Regions from separate parts of the Homo sapiens genome. Here regions 1 and 2 are each linked to region 3. Evidence: chromatin contacts called from ENCODE Hi-C or POLR2A ChIA-PET data. All regions are on one chromosome and are shown on one strand. The core of a region is the stretch at or near the end of the contact, and the rest is flanking DNA. Distances in the headings are between cores, read along the strand shown.

Region 1 (2,700 bases), core at 147-2,646, 2.8 Mb after region 3:
GACGTTCCCCTCGACTCCTTGGGAGCGAGGAGCCAGGGGGGTCCCGGCAGGCACTCGTCCTTGCTCCCCCCACCCTCCCCAGATCTCTATGGACCCGGGAGTCCCTCGCTGAGCCCCGCACCCGTCCACTGCGTCGCGCACAGCCCCGTGCCCAAGCGGGGAGACGGGGACGGCGGGGCGGTGGCAGGGAGCGCAGCGCGCAGGCGCGGCTGGTGCTCCCCGGAGTGCCCGGCGCTGGACAAAGGGAGGAGGCGGCGGCAGGAGAGGGCTGGGGAGGCCCCCTCTGACATGCCTCCCTGCCAACTGTAACCAATCGTCGAGCCCCCCTGCCGAGCCCCCGCAGCCTGCAGGTCTTGCGGGAGGACTTCCTCACGCCTCGCCCATGGCGGGGACTGCTGGCCCGGCCCGGCGCGTCCCAGCACACCTCGCTCAGGCAGCCCCGCCAGACCGGCTCCCCCGTCAGAAGCCGAGCTCCTTGCCCAGAAATCATTAACCAGCGCGACCTCCCAGCAGGCGATGGTGGTGGTGGGGCGGGGGGAGAGATATAGATTCCCCCGAACAATGGCTTGTAACTCCCCACGCCGCCGGAGCGGAATACAGTAAAAGCACTGGACTGACCTAAGAGTTTGTTTCTGCACTCTACATTGTTTTAATGAAAATAAAATGTTATTTTAAGAAAAAAGGTTTTCTTCTGATTTTCTGCACAACCAGACGTTTGTTTGTTTGCTTTAAAATGTTTCAACAAAATCCTGGTTTGTTTCGAAATATGTTGGATTAGCATTTAACACCTCATCGGTCACTAAAGCCCAGTCAGTTCACCAGCCCCAACACAGCCTCGGCTAAAAGAACATCAGAGCAAACAGAGCTGGGCCTTTAAAAGTGGCAAACAAATGCCACACACCGCCTAAAGAAGGGGGGTTGGGGGAGGGGAGGGTTAAGGCGAACTTGGGTCCAAATGAGTTTGAAGGGAATACAAAGAACGAAAAGTCAGCACAAGTTTTCCTAAAGCTAGCTCGCGAACGCAAGCGTCGCGAACAAGGGCTTTTGTGCATGCTAATTGCGCCATTGGTGCGCAAAAGTTCCGACGCGAAGTGTGAACTCTCAACAGAAGGAAACATGAGACAACTGAAGTGCCCTGGTTTATGTGCCCTGCTCCTCCTCCGCTGCCGCCTCCCCTTCTTTCTCCTTCCTCCCGCCGAGCCCGCTGTTGCAGCTTGTTTGCACTGGGGCTTATCCGGAGCGGAAATTCCTTTCCGTTTTTGTGAATGACAAACTCATTAACAATTCATCAACACAACCTGTTCCAGCCGGCCCGTCCCCACGGCAACAGCCCCTTCCGCAGCACGCTCATTGGCTGGCCCGGAGAATGTATCCATTGAGACGCTCGCTGTTTGTATCCATTGAGGAGCTGCCTCGCGCAGGGGGTGTGCGAGGCTGAGTCCAAGAGATAGCAAATCGAGTCTTAAATAATCCGGGGAGAAAGACGCCCGGGTAGATTTGAGGTGCAGCCTTGGAGGGAGGGATTAGAAGCCGCTAGACTTTTTTTCCTCCCCTCTCAGTAGCACGGAGTCCGAATTAATTGGATTTCATTCACTGGGGAGGAACAAAAACTATCTGGGCAGCTTCATTGAGAGAGATTCATTGACACTAAGAGCCAGCGGCTGCAGCTGGGTGCAGAGAGAACCTCCGGCTTTACTTCTGTCTCGTCTGCCCCAACCGCTAGCCTCGGCTTGGGTAAGGCGAGGCGGAATTAAACCCCGCTCCGAGAGCGGCAGCTTCGCGCGCGGTGCGCTCGGCCTATGCCTGCCCCGAGGGGCGTCTGGTAGGCACCCCGCCCTCTCCCGCAGCTCGACCCCCATGATAGATACGCTCAGACCCGTGCCCTTCGCGTCGGAAATGGCGATCAGCAAGACGGTGGCGTGGCTCAACGAGCAGCTGGAGCTGGGCAACGAGCGGCTGCTGCTGATGGACTGCCGGCCGCAGGAGCTATACGAGTCGTCGCACATCGAGTCGGCCATCAACGTGGCCATCCCGGGCATCATGCTGCGGCGCCTGCAGAAGGGTAACCTGCCGGTGCGCGCGCTCTTCACGCGCGGCGAGGACCGGGACCGCTTCACCCGGCGCTGTGGCACCGACACAGTGGTGCTCTACGACGAGAGCAGCAGCGACTGGAACGAGAATACGGGCGGCGAGTCGGTGCTCGGGCTGCTGCTCAAGAAGCTCAAGGACGAGGGCTGCCGGGCGTTCTACCTGGAAGGTACGCGCCCAGGGAACTCCGCGCGCGGGGCAGGGCTAGGGGCGCAGGGCTGCGGGCGGGGCGCGTGGATTGAAAATACCTCTGCTCCGCTCAGCTGGAGCTTCGGAGCCGCGCTGCCCGCCTAGGGACCGGCAGCCGGCGAGGTAGGGGCCGCGAACCGCGCGTTCCGCACCAGAGAACCGGGCCGGCTCAGAATCCACTCGCTTCCGGCTGCGGGTACCGGCGGTTTCTTTCTAACGGGTTCTGCGCCTTCTTAGCCAGAACATCCTCCACCATCACCCTGTTTTCTATCGTTCGATTTTGAATTAAGATTTGCAGGACGGGAGAGATTGTTGGGGATGCAAATTGGCACATCTTAGCTCTCAAAATATTCCAAAAAGTTGCCATTTTGTCTATTTCCGGATTCAAGCGAATAAGGGTTCCCTGGCGAGGCGGGCCCGTTC
Region 2 (2,700 bases), core at 198-2,697, 2.3 Mb after region 3:
TCCTTGGTATCAAAACCTATATGAGAGTATGTTTAGTTTTCTAAGAAACTGCTGAACTGTCTTTCAAAGTGGCTGTACCATTTTACGTTTCCACCAGCAATGATGGAGAGTCCTTGCTGCTTTACACCCTCACAAGCATTTGGTGCTGTAAGTGTTCTGAATTTTGGCCACTTTAATAGGTGTGTAGAGGTATTTCATCGTTTCAATTTGCACGGTCAAAGTGTTTTTAATAATAAACAAAACTGCACTTAGAGCACAAATACTGACAATAAGTATCAAAGGCAGTTAAATCAATAGTTATAAAAAGATTTCAGTGTTGTGACATGCTATTTAATACTTAAATGATCACTTCATAGGTGTATTAAATGTAATAAACTCCCTCATATCTGTGTATTAAAAGTAATAAACACCATTTATCACTCACTCATCACAAAGTCTTTCAGGAAATTTGACTGGAAACAGTAAGAGGTAGTCAATTCCTCCTGTTCCCATCCCCACATGCATGGCCATCCAGACTGCAGATTAAGCAGTTCTCCCACATTCTCCTTCTCTCATGAGTCAGCCAACCAATGGAGCCACTTCAGTTCCCATGTCATAGAGCTCTGTCAAAGATCAGAACCGGCCTTATCTCCTTCTGATAAAAATCAGAAATAACCCAAAGAAGATACTCTTATTTTTTATCATTATATCTCTACATTTAATTAATTTAGAAAATAATATTCAGATAGATAAAAAAATACTTCTGAGGCAAAAATAAAGAAGGCTGTGAAGATTTAGCTATAGGCATTCAAGTTTCTATAACAATTGCAACACAAATAGTTTGTTTAGCCAAATAATGCCTCTCCATGTTTCAAAAGTCACCTGCAAAACAGCCCCAGGAAAGCAATCAAGGACTAAATAATCAGTGGCCATGGTGAGCACCACAAATGCAAAGGGAGTGGAAACACACACTCTCTTTTGATTCAGCTTAAATTTCAGCCTGAACTTAAGTAGCATCATTGCTGACACAACACATTAATAACAAAAGGAGAGCTTCCTGTTCTTCTTTTTACAAAGCTTTGTAACCTTGGTTTCTGGGTCTCCTTGTTTTGGAAAAAGAAAAACAAAATCACTTCCTGATGACTTTTCTGCTGAAGAGAAATCTGACTAAAAAATAATTAAGAAAATAAACACACTTTACATAAAGATATGTGATACTTTTTTATTGTTTTTACTTCATCTTAAAATCTGACCACACATTATTGTTTTTCTCTCTGTAAGTATGCACAAGAAAAAAAACTAAAACACACCGCTTTCTGGGTGCTGCTAATAGGTGTTCAGTATCACAAAGATCGAACAAACCACATAATTGTGACAATTACTATGGCAACTAACAAAATTTTCAAATCAAAATACCCACTCTCAACGCCGCCCACACAGAGCTTTTAGAGCTAGCATCCACTTCCACTTCAATGTACAGTGTGCAAATTTGGAAGGCCCTGCCATCTTGTAACCACAGTGAAGAAAACTGCCTACGTTAACTCTGCTACTTTATTTTCAGTTGACTGTTTCGTATGTCAGACAGCATCTCTTGCAGCACTCCATTCAAAAATGGAGACCAAAGAGTCGGCTGCCCAGTCTGTAGAAAACTGCACATAGAGCCTGAAGCAGACATGGTACTAAATTAGCAATACCATCCATATGTTTTCTCCTCTGGGCATTCAGAGTCACGAAAATAAGTTCTCCAAAAATAACTCTTCTATCACATAGTGTATCTTCTTTCCTCTCATGAATCAGATCGTCATTTTAGTCTGTCTGATTTAATTTTCTAAAACCAACTCCCTCATATCTGAGAGAGCCTTTCCTCAAATAAATGCCACACAGGAAAGCTGATATGTAATAAAATTGTAAATGGATCTGTTTAAATTTGGTTGGAATGTTCTGTTTTGTTTTGAGAGACAACAGAACTTTAGGAATCTTTCAGCTCACCGTCATGTGCTGATGAGGAAAGCCTCAGGATAGAGACCAAGGCCTCTTGGAAAAAGCTGAAAAGATAGGGAAAGCGTAAAGAACAATCCATGTCTTGCCAACACAGCCTCCTAATTGGGGAAAAAGAAGTCACTGGACAGAATCCTGCTCTGCTCAGCAAACATCACTGTGTCACTTTCTCTTCCTGCTTCTGCTTCGGCAGAAACAGGAACTCTTAAGGCAAGAAAGCCAGAGGAAGTGACCTGCATTTTCTTGGCGGGACAGACACACAAGCAAATTGAGGTTTCCTCTGCTAGGGCACATGAAGTTAGGTGAATCCACTGTTGAGTTGGAAATTGTCCTAACTGGCAGCAAAGACATCATTGTAATAATAACAATTAACAACCCGACACTCACTGGTGCTTACAATGTACCAGCCATTGTTAAAAGTGCTTTACAGAGACAAATTCATTTAATCCTTATGTTCAGTGTAGCCCTGTCATCCCATTTTACAGATAAGAAAACTAAGGCACAGAGTGTTAAGCAACCAGCGAGGTATAGAGTGGAGCCAGTATTTAAATTCAAACAGCCTGTTACAGACTATTAAACCTGAGAAGTTTTTAGGTGTCTGGAAAAGTGTACAATGTTTTATCTTGAAATTTGTTGGCTTTCAAAATCTGTACACACACACACACACACACACACACACCCCAAAAAATTGCAATGTGATGTTTGATGTGACCAGTGTTTAAT
Region 3 (2,700 bases), core at 110-2,609:
ACACTCAAAGTGGTGTGTTTTGCAATATTGATGATCAACTAAGGTCGGGATATTTATTTCCATCTGGTAGAGTTCAACTTCTGCCTCCTGTTTGCTTTCTCCATCTGCCTGCCTCCCTTCATCTTTCTTTTTTTCTTTTCCCCCTTCTCCTTAATGGAGTTGGGGTTAACCCTGTCTTAGGCCTAATCGTTTTAGCAGGCTCCCGCCTTCCTGTTACACTGGTTTTTAAGGTTGTTTTTTTTTTTTTTTGGTAGGGTTTCAAATAAACTTGAATGTCTACACTTAATACTTTCACAAGCTTCAAATTCTTTTTATTTTATTTTTATAAAGAGCAGGACTCAGGCTAGGACGGCATTTGGACTAGGTAAAAAAGAAAATCTTCAGTTTTGTGCACACAAGTTTTAAAATACATTGTACAGATTTTTTTTTTTTGGATACACACCACTCTTTACAGGATCCGCGTTATATCTGCTTTCAGTAACTGGCTCTCCTGTCCGCATCCAGTAAGGTTTCCACTCTTCTCTCCGTTGACTGCTGAAGTTACTGAAACAGCAACCACAAATGGCCTTACTAACCTACTTATTTTGCAATTAAACTTTTAAAAGATATCCCCCTACTCCTCCCCTAGGGTGGAACAGAAATGGCTCCGCGGCGTTGGCAGCTCGTCTGCGAGGGGACCCTGGCTCCCCGAGGCTGCAGTCCTTTTTCTTGGACAGAACGCCCCGCAGGACCGTTCCCTCCACTTTCCCCCGCACTAAGGCAGCGCACCGCCAGCACACACAGCGCTGGCGCCCGCATCGCGCCGCACCACACGCGTCTCCGGCTTGAGGAGCCAGTCACCGAGACCCGGAGCGGGAACGAGATGTAAACACGGAGTGGGGACATGCAGCCCGATCTGAGAAGGCGGCGTGAAGAGTAGACACAGCCTGCGCCAGGCGGTTCTTATTTACCCAGCACTTACACTCCAGGGCAAGCGGGCCCAGGCAGCGCACTCTTGGAGAAGGATGCACTGGCGCAGAGCCTGGACCTGCTGAAGCGGGAAGGAGGAGCTAGGGCTGGGGGCGGAGCTTTCACACGCGCACCCTCTGTTCCCTCCCTCCCTCCCTCGACACAAGCAACTGGGTCTCCAGCCGCCACTCCGGGTTTATTTGTTTACAAGCGGATTACGTCAGCTCCTCCCTCTCTTCCCTATCTCTGGACCCGCCTCCTGAACTCTTTTCCCGCCCCTTTCGGCTCCGAACCGGCTTGCGTCACAATGGTGCGATATTCGGATTGGCTGGAGTCGGCCATCACGCTCCAGCTACGCCACTTCCTTTTCGTGGCACTATAAAGGGTGCTGCACGGCGCTTGCATCTCTTCGCCTCTCGGAGCTGGAAATGCAGCTATTGAGATCTTCGAATGCTGCGGAGCTGGAGGCGGAGGCAGCTGGGGAGGTCCGAGCGATGTGACCAGGCCGCCATCGCTCGTCTCTTCCTCTCTCCTGCCGCCTCCTGTCTCGAAAATAACTTTTTTAGTCTAAAGAAAGAAAGACAAAAGTAGTCGTCCGCCCCTCACGCCCTCTCTTCCTCTCAGCCTTCCGCCCGGTGAGGAAGCCCGGGGTGGCTGCTCCGCCGTCGGGGCCGCGCCGCCGAGCCCCAGCCGCCCCGGGCCGCCCCCGCACGCCGCCCCCATGCATCCCTTCTACACCCGGGCCGCCACCATGATAGGCGAGATCGCCGCCGCCGTGTCCTTCATCTCCAAGTTTCTCCGCACCAAGGGGCTCACGAGCGAGCGACAGCTGCAGACCTTCAGCCAGAGCCTGCAGGAGCTGCTGGCAGGTGAGCAGGGCGAGGGCGTCGGAGGGACGCGGGCCCCACATCCCTGGGTCAGAGTCCGGCCGTCGGGGCTGCGGGAACCTCGGCAGCGCCCCGGGGCCGGTCGCGCTTGGGCCCCGCCGCGGGACCGGTGTGGTTGCGCTGGGTGGCCGCTAACAGCGGTTCCCCGCGAGGCTTTAGGGGCTGGACGGAGGGCGCCCCCTTCCCCCCAGCTGGCAAAACGGAGAGGAGAAGACAACACGCACAACAAAGAAACTTAAGCCCACCGAGGCGGGAGCTGCGGTCCGAGGACCGTCGGCGGATTTGGGGACAAAGGAGCCGTGGGGCTGGGGTGGGTTCGACGTCCCCTTTCCTCAGCCCCCTCCAACCGTTGCGTGGTCGGCGGCCCAGCCCCGGGGTGGGAAGCTGCGCCGCTGCCCCGGAGCCAGCTCAGAACGGACGTGCCGTCTCCCCGCGCCTCCTGCCCCTGCCCATTAATCATCGGATTTGTCACCGGCACAATTAACAGCCCTGCCCAGAGCGTGGTTTAGGGTTGCTTGTTTTTCTTCCCTTCGGGGTTAACAGTCCGGTGGCGCTTCTCATCTCCAAAGCCATCAACTCCATTGTGTGCATCTGGGGTGGGGTGGAGAAAGTAAACAGTTTCTCGCCTGGCCATAGGTGCCAGTGGCTTCCCGACTGGCCGAGGCTGCGCGCCTGATTCCTGTTTTGGCGGCTCAACCGGTTGGTTCCTGGAGATTGTTTTGTCCGGTACTACTGTGTTATTTCTAAAACCCTGCCCGCTTTTTCCATCCCCGCACATGCACAACAACGGATGCAATCCTGGACATTTTAAAAAGTTGATAGTTTTCATTTTCGCTCCTCAAAGGAGCCTGGGGTAGGAGGAATC

The links. Hi-C counts contacts between places; a loop is a spot of excess contacts on that map. ChIA-PET counts read pairs that join two places held with the same protein, here RNA polymerase II (POLR2A). Pooled maps may share reads with other maps.
Region 1: a pooled map shows a loop between it and region 3 (12-fold over the local background). The contact joins the promoter of DUSP6 here to the promoter of BTG1 in region 3. A Hi-C loop is called at or near these places in 6 of 50 pooled maps. POLR2A ChIA-PET finds 5 or more read pairs at or near these places in 4 of 52 experiments (CD4-positive, alpha-beta T cell, CD4-positive, alpha-beta memory T cell, WTC11 and 1 more).
Region 2: a loop to region 3 is called in a map of CD4-positive, alpha-beta memory T cell, with 12 times the contacts of the local background. The contact joins the enhancer-like site here to the promoter of BTG1 in region 3. A Hi-C loop is called at or near these places in 1 of 168 maps with a recorded cell type or tissue (CD4-positive, alpha-beta memory T cell) and 4 of 50 pooled maps. POLR2A ChIA-PET finds 5 or more read pairs at or near these places in 2 of 52 experiments (CD4-positive, alpha-beta memory T cell and T-cell).

The regions. Positions count from the first base shown.
Region 1 is chr12:89,351,197-89,353,896 of GRCh38, reverse strand. It overlaps DUSP6 (dual specificity phosphatase 6), which reads left to right and starts at 1,396. Exons shown (of 3, transcript NM_001946.4): 1 at 1,396-2,257. The coding sequence starts at 1,858. The region is part of intron 9 of POC1B-DUSP6 (POC1B-DUSP6 readthrough); the gene reads left to right. RefSeq lists a silencer at 141-450 and an enhancer at 2,270-2,700.
Region 2 is chr12:89,862,463-89,865,162 of GRCh38, reverse strand. No RefSeq gene overlaps it. Among named protein-coding and RNA genes, the nearest start is that of LINC02399, 84 kb to the left of the region's middle. Within about 2 kb of position 1,447, at least 17 of the 41 ENCODE cell types and tissues checked have a DNase peak (open chromatin) inside an H3K27ac peak, as active enhancers do.
Region 3 is chr12:92,144,505-92,147,204 of GRCh38, reverse strand. It overlaps BTG1 (BTG anti-proliferation factor 1), which reads left to right and starts at 1,359. Exons shown (of 2, transcript NM_001731.3): 1 at 1,359-1,817. The coding sequence starts at 1,670. It overlaps BTG1-DT (BTG1 divergent transcript), which reads right to left and starts at 1,120. Exons shown (of 3, transcript NR_135036.1): 1 at 962-1,120; 2 at 443-543. RefSeq lists enhancers at 708-1,007, 1,842-2,378, 2,338-2,387, 2,648-2,697 and a silencer at 1,598-1,917.